Linked DNA regions of Homo sapiens: all the other regions are linked to region 4. Evidence: chromatin contacts called from ENCODE Hi-C or POLR2A ChIA-PET data. All regions are on one chromosome and are shown on one strand. The core of a region is the stretch at or near the end of the contact, and the rest is flanking DNA. Distances in the headings are between cores, read along the strand shown. Region 1 overlaps CMYA5 (cardiomyopathy associated 5). Region 2 overlaps CMYA5 (cardiomyopathy associated 5). Region 3 overlaps TENT2 (terminal nucleotidyltransferase 2). Region 4 holds the start of CMYA5 (cardiomyopathy associated 5).

Region 1 (2,700 bases), core at 142-2,641, 55 kb after region 4:
TATGAAGGCACACAGATGAGAAAGAGTGCAATGACGAAGCCTGTGTGATTGGAGCCTGGGGGCTGTGGAGAAGAGGTAAGGGCCATAGAGGGAAGTAGAGACCAGATCCTGAAGAGGCCTCCATCAATGTTGTATCTCCATCAGTCTGTGGTAGTGAATCAGACAGCTGAAGCTCTGCTATTTTTTCTGCTTTGTTATTTTTTAAGTTTAGCAAGATTGGCTGTTGCTAGGTTTATAATTACGGCTAAAGTGGGTACCATGCTCCCCTATCACCCCATACGTTTTCTAGTTGGCTATTACCCCTTGAGTATTTTAACCCTTTGAGGGTCATTAGAACTTTTAGGTCCCTTTAGTAGGCAGTTTCTCTCAGTTGGTATGCTAAATTTCAGGCCTTGTGGCACTCTGATCACCTTCTCAGGCCATTAGTATAAATGTGAAGAAATTACTCAGGTATATTGGACCAGTTTAGCAAAAAGACTCCTCTCTCAGAACATATAAAAACCAAGGTCTTACTAGAGAGAACGCATTCAAATCTATAGTTCATTAAAACAGGTATGTTTTGAGCTCATCAGTTTATCAAGAAAGTCCATTCTTTCACTTACGAAGATATACTGTCTTTGTGTAGTTGTTTTGAGGTTTTCACTCAAAACCTCCTAATTATCATACAGAATTATCTATAGTCAGATGAGGCAGTAAAGAAAATTTAAGGATTGATTTGTTAGTGGATATAGTATAGTAAGTCTCTACGAAACATACTAAATTTATAAGGAACTTGGAGCTCACTGGTTGAAGTTCTCTTCCTAAATGTCATATACTAAGGATATCTTAATTCTTTTCTTCAGGTTCAATTAGCAGAATTTCTAGAAAATTTACAAGAAAAGTCCTTGAGGATTGAAGCCTTTGTTAGTGAGATAGAATCCTTTTTTAATACCATTGAGGTAAGTTAACACACCCATTTTACCTTAACCTGGCTTGTTCACAGTATCAGAAGTAAATGATTCTGAGGTGAAGGGATCTGACTTGGGGATTTTATGCGCATGTGTTGTTTGCCATTGTTGGTTCGGTTCCATTCAAAGCGAGAATGCTTAAAGTCTTCTCTCTGTGCATAATGAGTGAGATTCCTTTCTGCCTATGGATAAAAGATTTGCCGGTAACGACAGACATGCATTTATTAACACTTACTATAATAGGGCAAATGCTTTACATGCTTTACCTGACTGAATCCTCACAATTATATGAGATAGGTGTTATTATTGTTCCAATTGTATAGATAAGAAACCAAGTCTTAGAGTACATTCCTCATTTTCATGCCTCTCACTGGGTTAACTCTGCAGAAATGCTCTGAGTCACTGCCCAGTGTCCCATGCCCAGGGCCAGTGAGTGCCTCTCATAGCACGACTATCTCTGATGAGTTCATACTCTCCTAGCTGCTGGCTCTTATCCCTTCTGCAGGGAAGAGAGGGACTAGCAATGCTCCATCCTTATACAGAGATGGCCCAGGCACCCTCACCAGTCAATCAGGACTGGCAGAGGGCCTGAGGCCACTGCAGAGGCTGCTGCACAGTTTCCCTACTACTGGGGCCGCTCCACATGCTGGTTTGCTTGTAAGAGGTCTGCTTAATTCATGTTGTGGATCAACTAGTACATGCTAGTTATTTCGGGTGTCACCTTCCCCAGGTGTCCTTTTTAGGGAGTAAATTATGGGATCATCTTATTACTAGCCCCACTAGTGAGGATAGCCAGGCATCTGGATGTGTCTGGACAGGCAACGAAGTTTCTCCCACTGTGGGATAACCTGCCATCTCACTGGAGAACATTTGGGGAGGTAGCCCCCATTCCATATCTGGGCTTTCTGCCTTGCACTGTGATTTTAGTGGACTGATGCATTTCCACCATCTGAAGGCCAGGGATGCTCACTCAACGTGATGCCATTTTCAAGTTTCATCATGTGTGAGTGCAGGTGGGCAAGACTTCCATATGAAAATATATATATTTTGTATTATGGTAGCTAAAACTTTCTTGATGATACTGTTACAGTAAATTCTATTGCTTTATTGCAAAACTAACTGTGGGAAAGGGATTGGTAGGTTAGAAATTTGAACTGTGCATGTGATGTCTGATTCTCTGATCAGGATGCCAGAGGTCAATTCTTTAAAAGGCTGGTGTTTCCAAAAAAAAAAAAAAGCAGCATTTCTTGTTTCATTCAGAAGTGGGCTTTTTTGCTTGTTTGTTTTCAGGAAAACTGTAGTAAAAATGAGAAAAGGCTAGAAGAACAGAATGAGGAAATGATGAAGAAGGTTTTAGCACAGTATGATGAGAAAGCCCAGAGCTTTGAGGAAGTGAAGAAGAAGAAGATGGAGTTCCTGCATGAGCAGATGGTCCACTTTCTGCAGAGCATGGACACTGCCAAAGACACCCTGGAGACCATCGTGAGAGAAGCAGAGGAGCTTGATGAGGCCGTCTTCCTGACTGTAAGTGCCAAGTAAAATGGGCTCAAACACCTTGCGCCCACTCTGGCACATCTACTTTTAAAGCTTCATTTTTCACTATTCCTTAAGATTATTTATATCTCTGTGTGGGATTTATATAATTCTGGCATTTAAACATTATTTGGGCATGCCTGATGCCTATAGAAAAGGCCCAGCAAACCCTGAAAGCCTCAATGCCCAGATCCAGCTGAAAGATACAGCTGAAAGAGAC
Region 2 (2,700 bases), core at 201-2,700, 38 kb after region 4:
AATAAGATTCTGTTCAGGACCAAGATACAGTATTAATTCCTAATTAAGTTCAGCAGTTTAATACCCAAGCAAATGAGTGAGAGCAGAGTTGCGGGGAAGTGGAGAGACTACTTCTTCCCGACCCTTCACTCATGGCATGTATAGAAAATGATATAATTTATAGCACACTAGGGTGAATGGATCTGGCTGCTTGCTATTGCAGGCTAGTGGCCCAAGGGGCCTGGCTGCCCCAGGCTCCCCATGGCTGTGCTGAGAACTAAGGAGACCAGGATCTCAGGACAGCCATAACCCCTTTGCAGTAGACTGCTGGGGAAACTCTGAAGCTTAATAAGGGAAGTTGAGTGCACCTGCAAGGACTTATGGTCCTGGTCCCCACCCAACCTAACAAACCAGGAAGGGTTTGCAGTGAGAAAGAAAGATATGTGCTATTTAAGTGTCAGAGCTAGGATTGTTTAGGCCAGTGATTTTTTTTTTTTTTTTTTTTTTTGAGACGGAGTTTCACTGTTGTCACCCAGGCTGGAGTGCAGTGGCGTGATCTCAGCTCACTGCAACCTCCGCCTCCTGGGTTCAAGAGATTCTCCTGCCTCAGCCTCCTGAGTAGCTGGGATTACAGGCACCCACCACCACACCCAGCTAATTTTTGTATTTTTCGTAGAGATGGGGTTTTACAATGTTGGCCAGGCTGGTCTCAAACTCCTGACCTCAGGTGATCCACCCGCCTCGGCCTCCCAAAGTGCTGGGATTACAGGCGTGAGCCACTGTGCCTGGCCAGGCCAGTGATTCTGAATACATATTGTAGTCGCCTGGCAGCTTTTAAAATCTAAAAACATAGCAATGTGAAGACCAGACCCTCGTACAATTAAATCAGAATCTCTGTGGAGAAGGGTATGGGGCAGTATTAGTATTTTTAAAAAAGTTTCCACAGGTGGTTTTTATAATGTCTCAGAGTTAAGGACCTCTGATATATGCAGAGACTGATGATAAAAACAGTTTACGAAGGGACATAAATCTAACTGTAGATTTTTTTTCAATTGTCTTAATTTAACACTTATGTTTCGTGTTTTTAACAGAAGGTTTTTTGTTTTTATTGTTGTAGACAGATGTAAGCCAGTCAGTAGCTGGGCTTCATCTTGCATATTCCTAGGAGGAAATATGTTTATGAAGTGATGGCAAACGCGGCTGCTGCATTGGTCAGGAATGATAACCGCAGAGGAATTTAAACCCAGCCTTAAGGAGTAGGTAGAATTTACAGTTGCAGAAGTGGAGTATTGTCGGGGCTCTGCATTCTAAATGGAGGAACAGCGTAAGTACAAGTGAGGAAGAGGTAGAAGACAATTTCAGAGAAGAGCGCTACAGAGTCTAAGATGGGGGCCCAATAGCAAATGAAGGAGCGGCCAAAGCCAGCCATCTCGGAAGGGATGAGAGACCAGTCCACGGACACAGCCTTTCCACACTTCTGTATCCTGTAGCAGCTGCAAGTGATCATGCCCAGGCGCCTTTCATCATGTGTCATCAGGAAGGCCTGACTACAGATAACATTTATTGAGTGAGCACTAACTACATGCCAGGAATATTCCCTAAGCATTTCGCATGAGTTAACTAATTTAATCTTCTCAACAAGCTCACGAGATAGGTTCTATTATTATCCCTGTTTTATAGATGAGGAAAGTGAAGCACAGTAGGTTGACATTTTTTGTGACCTCTCTCTATTCAATGACCTGTTTTCTCTTTATCATGACTCAGAGTTCCCAAGATCTATTTGCCGAACAGTGAATTATTGTTAAAACAGGAATTTACCTGTAGGGGTAGGGTGCAGGTACACACTTGGAAAGAATGTCAGATAGGGATTAGAGAGCTAAGGATTTTGAACATCTTTTTTTTTTTTTTCTTCTGTGGATATGAAGAATTTGCTGAGATTTTAAAGCAGGGGGTGGCATACTGAGCTGGTTAGTAAAGCCAGTCTGGGAGGATGCGGCACAGTGGGTTAAGAGTGGGGGAAAATGAGGTACCTGTGATACCAGCTGACCAGTTAGGAAGTTAATGGCAGTGACTAGGAGGGAAGTGGTGAAAAGCTGGGTGAGGTGGCGATCGTGGTAACAGAGAGAGCACAGATACAAGAGTTATTATGAAGATGCTGGTGACTAGAGTGGGCTTGAGTGACTGCTGAGTCCCGACAAGATCAGGAAGGCAATCCTGATGAGAGAAGGTGGTAAATTTAACTTTAGCTTTTTTGAGTTTGTGGAATAGTGAGTCATTCCAGCCTGGGATGTGTCATTGTATTGGGTATCCTGACTTTGGTTTTTAAACTTTATTTGATATACATCCCTCTTTTTGACATGGAAGGCAATATTGATGTCTGTATTTTAATTTCACATTAATCCTTTACCTGGTAAAAATGTATTTACTTATTCTATTAATTAGTATTATTTTATTATGATAATATATAATTAATATTGTTATTTGCTATAGGTTATCAGACCAGGATGAAGAGGGAAAGATCAAGCAGGAGTATATCATATCTGACCCCTCCTTTTCCATGGTGACAGTCCAAAGGGAAGATAGTGGGATAACCTGGGAAACCAATTCAAGTAGATCTTCTACTCCTTGGGCTTCAGAAGAAAGTCAGACTTCTGGTGTGTGTAGTCGGGAAGGGTCAACTGTGAATTCTCCTCCTGGAAATGTTTCCTTTATTGTGGATGA
Region 3 (2,700 bases), core at 170-2,669, 59 kb before region 4:
TTGATACCATTCCTCTGTTTACCAATCACATATAAGTTAATTGGTATTGTAGAAAAATGTAACTGTATTGACAGTATATGTTTGGAGTTCAGAAGTGAGGTCAGGCTAGAGATACGGATTCTTAAGAGATCTGAAACAAAAGTGACAGTTGAAACACCCTAGAGTAGATAAGATTTTTAATTTATTTAGCATTCAAATATTTGTGAGCTCTAGGCGTGGGAGATACACTGTTTTGCTAAACATACATGGTCTCTACCATTTAGGTACAGCATGGTGAGAGGGGGAGCCATTAAAAAATAACCATACATAGGCCAGGCACAGTGGCTCACGCCTGTAATCCCAGCACTTTGGGAGGCCGAGGCGGGTGGATCACGAGGTCAGGAGATCGAGACCATCCTGGCTAACATCGTGAAACCCCGTCTTTACTAAAAATACAAAAAATTAGCCAGGCGTGGTGGCGGGTGCCTGTAGTCCCAGCTACTTGGGAGGCTGAGGCAGGAGAATGGCGTGAACCCAGGAGGCAGAGCTTGCAGTGAGCCGAGATCGTGCCACTGCACTCCAGCCTGGGCAACAGAGTGAGACTCTGTCTCAAAAAAAAAATAATAACCATACATAGGCCGGGCACAGTGGCTCACGCCTGTAATCCCAGCGCTTTGGGAGGCCGAGGCGGGTGGATTACCTGAAGTCAGGAGTTCGAGACCAGCCTGACCAATATGGTGAAACCCCGTCTCTACTAAAAATACAAAAAAATTAGCTGGGCGTGGTGGCGTGTGCCGTAGTCCCAGCAACTCGGGAGGCTGAGGCGGGAGAATTGCTTGAACTTGGGAGGCAGAGGTTGCAGTGAGCCAACATCGCGTCACTGTACTCCAGCCTGGGTGACAGAGCAGGACTCCGTCTCAAAAATACAAAAATTAAAAAAATGCAGATCACAATTTTATTTATATAAATGCTGTGCAGGAAATTAGTGAGTGCTGAGAGAATGCATTTGAGGTCTCAGGGAAAGCCTCTTAGAGGAGGCAGTATTTGAGTTGAGATCTGAAAGATGAATGAGTTAACTAGTTAAAGAGTGGTGGGAGCCAGGCGCAGTGGCTCATGCCTGTAATCGCAACACTTTGGGAGGCCAAGGTGGGTGGATCGCCTGAGGTCAGGAGTTCAAGACCAACATGGCAAAACTCCATCTCTTTTAAACATACAAAATTAGCTTCGTGGCAGGTGCCTGTAATCCCAGCTACTTGGGAGCCTGAGGCAGAGAATTGCTTGAACCCAGGAGGTGGAGGTTGCAGTGAGCCAAGACCACGCCACTGCACTCTAGCCTGGGCGACAGAGTGAGACTCTGTCTCAAAAAGTAGTGGGGATGGGGAGACTGCTTTAGAGAGAGGAAATAGCATGTTTGAGGGTGTTGATGCAGAAAGGAGAATGGAGTGTACAAATAACTGAAAGGAGGTCAAGATGGCTAGTGTTTGGTGAATTGAGGGGAAGTGGTTGAAGGTGTGGTAGGGGAGATGGGAAGAGGGGCATATTTTGCAAGGACTATTAGGCCATTTTGATCTTTAGCCTAATAACAGCAGTAACCTATTCAGGTTTTTTTTTTTTTTTTAATGCAGGGGACAGATGAGTTAAAAAGTTTATTTTCACTGCACTATGGAGAGTAGATTGAAGTTGAGCAAGCATGGATGTAGGGAAGTTGTACTGTAGTATTTCAAGTGAGAGGCAATGGTACTTGAATTAGGAAATGCTAGTAGTTAAGATGAAGAGAAATTGATGGATTTAAGCTGTATTTTAGAGGTGGAATCCATAACATTTGATGATATATTAGATTACAGTGTCTAAGCCTCTACAATATCGACATTTTAGGCCAGCTTACTTTGGTGTGGAGGGGCTGTCCTGTGTACCCTACTACATTTAGTAGCATTCCTGCCACCAATCCCCAGTTGTGACAGCCCAAAATGCCTATGGACATTGCCAGTCATCCTCTGGGGCAAAATTGCCCTAGTTGAAAACCATTGGGTTCGATTGAGAAGAAGGTTTTGAGGATTACACTCAAGTTTCTGGCTTCTACAGCTGGTGGCCTCATTTGCTGAGACAGAATAGAATGGAAGAGGAGGAAGATTTATATGTGTGCTTAATAGGGATTGACTCATGAGTCTGTGGACATGTGCCTTTAAGAAGCTTTTGAAGCATCAGAGTGGATATTTAGCATTGATAGTTGAATATACTGTGTATAGATCTGGAATTCAGAGGTTATTCATTGGCTAGAAATGTGTATTTGGCCATCATCAGCATACAGATGGTAATTGAAGCCCCAGGAAGAGAGTCTATGTCCAAGACTCGTTGAAATCGGTTGAGGAAAGAATAGGAGAACAAATGCAAACTAAGATTATACACAACTGTTTTGGGACATTTGGCAGTGAAAGGGAGGAGCAAAAGGTGTGAAGTTAGGACAGGCTTTTTTTGGTAAGGTGGGAGAAACTCTGGTCACAAATAAATGTTTGTGGGGAAGATTCATAGAGAGGAAAGAGGTTGACCACTCTGGAAAGAAAAGAACAATCATGAATAAGGTTTCCCACAAGGTGGAAGGGGAATGAGTCCTGTGTATAGGTGGAGTGATTGGCCTTAGGTAAGAGAAAAACTTTTTTGAACTGGCTGATAGGAGGAGAGGATAGGTATAGATACAGGGAAATTTGTAGATACGGTAGGGAG
Region 4 (2,700 bases), core at 113-2,612:
TGTGGGAACCTGGAAGAGAGGTACTGAGTTTAACTTTGGGATTTCAGTGAAAGGTGGTGATCTTGAATGATGGGTATCCTGGTAAAAATGGGACCAACCTTTGAGGCAGAAGGAATTGTGTTAATAAAGACACAGTGGAGTGACTTGACAATGTTGGGAACTCCTGACTTCTAAAGACACCTGACCAGCTGGGCGTGGGGGCTCACACCTGTAATTCCAGAACTTTGGGAGGCTGAGGTGGGCAGATCACCTGAGGTCAGGAGTTCGAGACTAGGCTAGCCAATATGGTGAAACCCCGTCTCTACTAAAAATACAAAAATTAGCTGGGCATGGTGGTGCGCGCCTGTAGTCCCAGCTACTCGGGAGGCTGAGGCAGGAGAATCGCGTGAACCCAGGAGGTGGAAGTTGCACTGGACCGAGATCGCGCCATTGCACTCCAGTCTGGGCGACAAGAGCAAGACTCCATCTCAAAAAAAAAAAAAGAGTAGACAGGTAAAACATGGCCTGTTAGGCAACCGTTACCTTTGTGAGGGTGTTGGGGTTCAGTCTTTGAGCAGTGGGAAGCCATTGAGGGGTTTTAACCACAACTTGATCCGGGGAAAGGTTTGGGGCATTTGGGCCAGTTTCAGACAAAACTTAGCTTTTTGCTAACGTGGGGGAAATTGCTCCTCCTCAAGGTTTAAGATGAGTGGAGATAAAGTTTCCTGGCTCAATAACAGGGACCACTGAGCAAGAAAATACACAGTATATTGACTTGCGATATAAAGAGAGCCGGGACGGAACACTGGTTCAAAACTGGGCTTTTGAGCAGGGCACGCCTAGCTTTGTTTCTCATTGGGTCATTTTACTAGCAATGACAGCCTGAGCTGCTGGAGCTCTTCGGAGTCTCAGTTTCCTCATCTGGGAAACCAGCACTACAGTAAAACCTTCTACAGGTACCACCACAGAATCGAGGTAATGAAAGCGAGACCCTTAGCAGAGTGCCTGGTAGTTAAGTGCCCAGCTCAGGGTATTGTTTGGGATAAAGGGTCCAGAAAGTAGCTCAGCTCAAAACCGAAAAGACTCACTCTGGAGGAAATAAGAGACGGGGCTAGGTTGCCTTTCCTCCTTTGAACCCCCTGGTGCAGCCGGAGCCCGCGCCCCTTAAAGTGATCTCCAGTTGTCCGAAAGGCCCGCCAGGGATCTGGCGAAACGGGGGCGGGGGAGGGCTCAGGGAAGAGGAGAAGCTGAGCCCGGGCCCCAGAAGCTCGGTGGCGAAACTTTGACGCCTTCTATTTAAAGTCGCGGGGCTCGCCCGCCCCCGGCGCCGGGAACCCGAGCCGCCCCCGCAGGGGCAGGGCTGGGGAGGGCAGGGGCCAGAGCAGTCGGAGGGAGAACACCAGGCGCGGCGCGGGCGGCTCCGGCTCCGGCCCCGGCCCAGGCCCGGGAGAGGCGATGGCGAGCCGCGATAGCAACCACGCTGGCGAGAGCTTTCTCGGCTCCGACGGGGACGAGGAGGCGACCCGGGAGCTGGAGACCGAGGAGGAGTCGGAGGGCGAGGAGGACGAGACGGCGGCGGAGTCGGAGGAGGAGCCGGACTCCAGGTAGCGCGAGCCTCTCTCCTCGGCCCAGGGCCTGCAGGGCAGCTAGCAGCACCCTTGCTTGTTTGCTTTAAGTTTTTAAGCTCTGGGGTTCGTTTGCCTCGAGCTAGGCACTTTCTCTCTGGGTGCACTGTCGTTTAAAAGAACTTGAAGGTGAAGGTGCTCGCTGTCAGCTGGAGTGACAGGCCCGCCTGCAGCAGAGTTCATTACCCCCGCCCCCAGCTCCTTGTGACTCGCTGCTCTTGTTTATTCCTGAGGATTTACTTAGGTCCTGCATAACTGCCGAAATGTGCTGGAACACGTACATCTGGCCCGAGGCACAGGAACAATCGCGAAATCCTGCGCTAGAGGAGAAGGGGGTGGGGTGGAGGCGGTGAAGGCGCACTGGTACCTTCCGATGAATGGCGGTCTCCCCGGGGGCCTAGCAGTAGGCTAGGCTGCAATAAGGTGACCTTATTTTGATACAAAGGCCCATAAATTCTTTGGGGGAAAAGAAGCATGAGTTTCAGTAATCCCTGTTCTTCAAGTCCTGGTCCCAAATCCCAAATATCAGTTTCCGTGAATGCGATGAAGTAATACTATGTACAAAAGATGCACCTCCCACCCTTCGATCTCCCACCCTCCGTCCCTTTAAGAAGGCCCTAAAATGAGAATAATAGAAATCATCTAATGTCTATTTGGATTAGCTTCTACCTTCACTTGTTTTCCTTGAGTATGAGTTTTGGGTTTTTTCCTGACTGTGTGTCAGTCAGTGATGTCTCTTCCTCAGTCTGTTCATAACAGTAGAAAGGCTTTGAAGGTGGCAGGTGGGTGTGTACCATCTCAGAACGCCCAGCTTACCTAATCAAAGCCAGCAGAGCCGATGTTGAAGAAGTAGCCCATAGAGGGGCATTGAGGAGGATGGATGGTCAGACAAGAAGTCCTGAATGTATGTCACCTGTTTATCAAACAGCTGCCAAGTGGGAAGCAAGCACAGTCCCTGGCCTCAAGGACCTTGTGGAAAAAGTTTCCCTAACTTTTTCCCCTATGGGGAAACGTTTCCCTAACATGGGGAGTGTGAGACTATATAGAGGTGGAAGGGAGGACTATGGGTACTGTGCAAGGGCAGAAGAGGGAGTGT

The links. Hi-C counts contacts between places; a loop is a spot of excess contacts on that map. ChIA-PET counts read pairs that join two places held with the same protein, here RNA polymerase II (POLR2A). Pooled maps may share reads with other maps.
Region 1: a map of heart left ventricle shows a loop between it and region 4 (3-fold over the local background). The contact joins the enhancer-like site here to the promoter of CMYA5 in region 4. A Hi-C loop is called at or near these places in 8 of 168 maps with a recorded cell type or tissue (Right ventricle myocardium inferior, cardiac septum, heart left ventricle and 1 more) and 7 of 50 pooled maps. POLR2A ChIA-PET finds 5 or more read pairs at or near these places in 3 of 52 experiments (A673, CD4-positive, alpha-beta T cell and Panc1).
Region 2: a map of heart right ventricle shows a loop between it and region 4 (2.4-fold over the local background). The contact joins the enhancer-like site here to the promoter of CMYA5 in region 4. A Hi-C loop is called at or near these places in 4 of 168 maps with a recorded cell type or tissue (Right ventricle myocardium inferior, cardiac septum, heart left ventricle and 1 more) and 13 of 50 pooled maps. POLR2A ChIA-PET finds 5 or more read pairs at or near these places in 2 of 52 experiments (BJ and RWPE1).
Region 3: a loop to region 4 is called in a map of heart left ventricle, with 3 times the contacts of the local background. The contact joins the enhancer-like site here to the promoter of CMYA5 in region 4. A Hi-C loop is called at or near these places in 4 of 168 maps with a recorded cell type or tissue (GM13977, heart left ventricle, left cardiac atrium and 1 more), 1 of 37 single-sample maps with no recorded cell type and 4 of 50 pooled maps. POLR2A ChIA-PET finds 5 or more read pairs at or near these places in 7 of 52 experiments (BJ, OCI-LY7, WTC11 and 4 more).

Annotation. Positions count from the first base shown.
Region 1 is chr5:79,742,985-79,745,684 of GRCh38, forward strand. It overlaps CMYA5 (cardiomyopathy associated 5), which reads left to right. Exons shown (of 13, transcript NM_153610.5): 3 at 843-938; 4 at 2,238-2,471. Among named protein-coding and RNA genes, the nearest start is that of CMYA5, 54 kb to the left of the region's middle. Within about 2 kb of position 1,392, at least 3 of the 41 ENCODE cell types and tissues checked have a DNase peak (open chromatin) inside an H3K27ac peak, as active enhancers do; they include heart left ventricle and heart right ventricle, where a contact is called at or near this core.
Region 2 is chr5:79,726,446-79,729,145 of GRCh38, forward strand. CMYA5 (cardiomyopathy associated 5) reads left to right here. Exons shown (of 13, transcript NM_153610.5): 2 at 2,470-2,700. Among named protein-coding and RNA genes, the nearest start is that of CMYA5, 38 kb to the left of the region's middle. Within about 2 kb of position 1,451, at least 5 of the 41 ENCODE cell types and tissues checked have a DNase peak (open chromatin) inside an H3K27ac peak, as active enhancers do; they include heart left ventricle and heart right ventricle, where a contact is called at or near this core.
Region 3 is chr5:79,629,237-79,631,936 of GRCh38, forward strand. All of the region lies in intron 4 of TENT2 (terminal nucleotidyltransferase 2), which reads left to right. Among named protein-coding and RNA genes, the nearest start is that of TENT2, 18 kb to the left of the region's middle. RefSeq lists enhancers at 244-745, 746-1,245. Within about 2 kb of position 1,420, at least 2 of the 41 ENCODE cell types and tissues checked have a DNase peak (open chromatin) inside an H3K27ac peak, as active enhancers do.
Region 4 is chr5:79,688,474-79,691,173 of GRCh38, forward strand. It overlaps CMYA5 (cardiomyopathy associated 5), which reads left to right and starts at 1,363. Exons shown (of 13, transcript NM_153610.5): 1 at 1,363-1,583. The coding sequence starts at 1,435. RefSeq lists an enhancer at 873-1,374.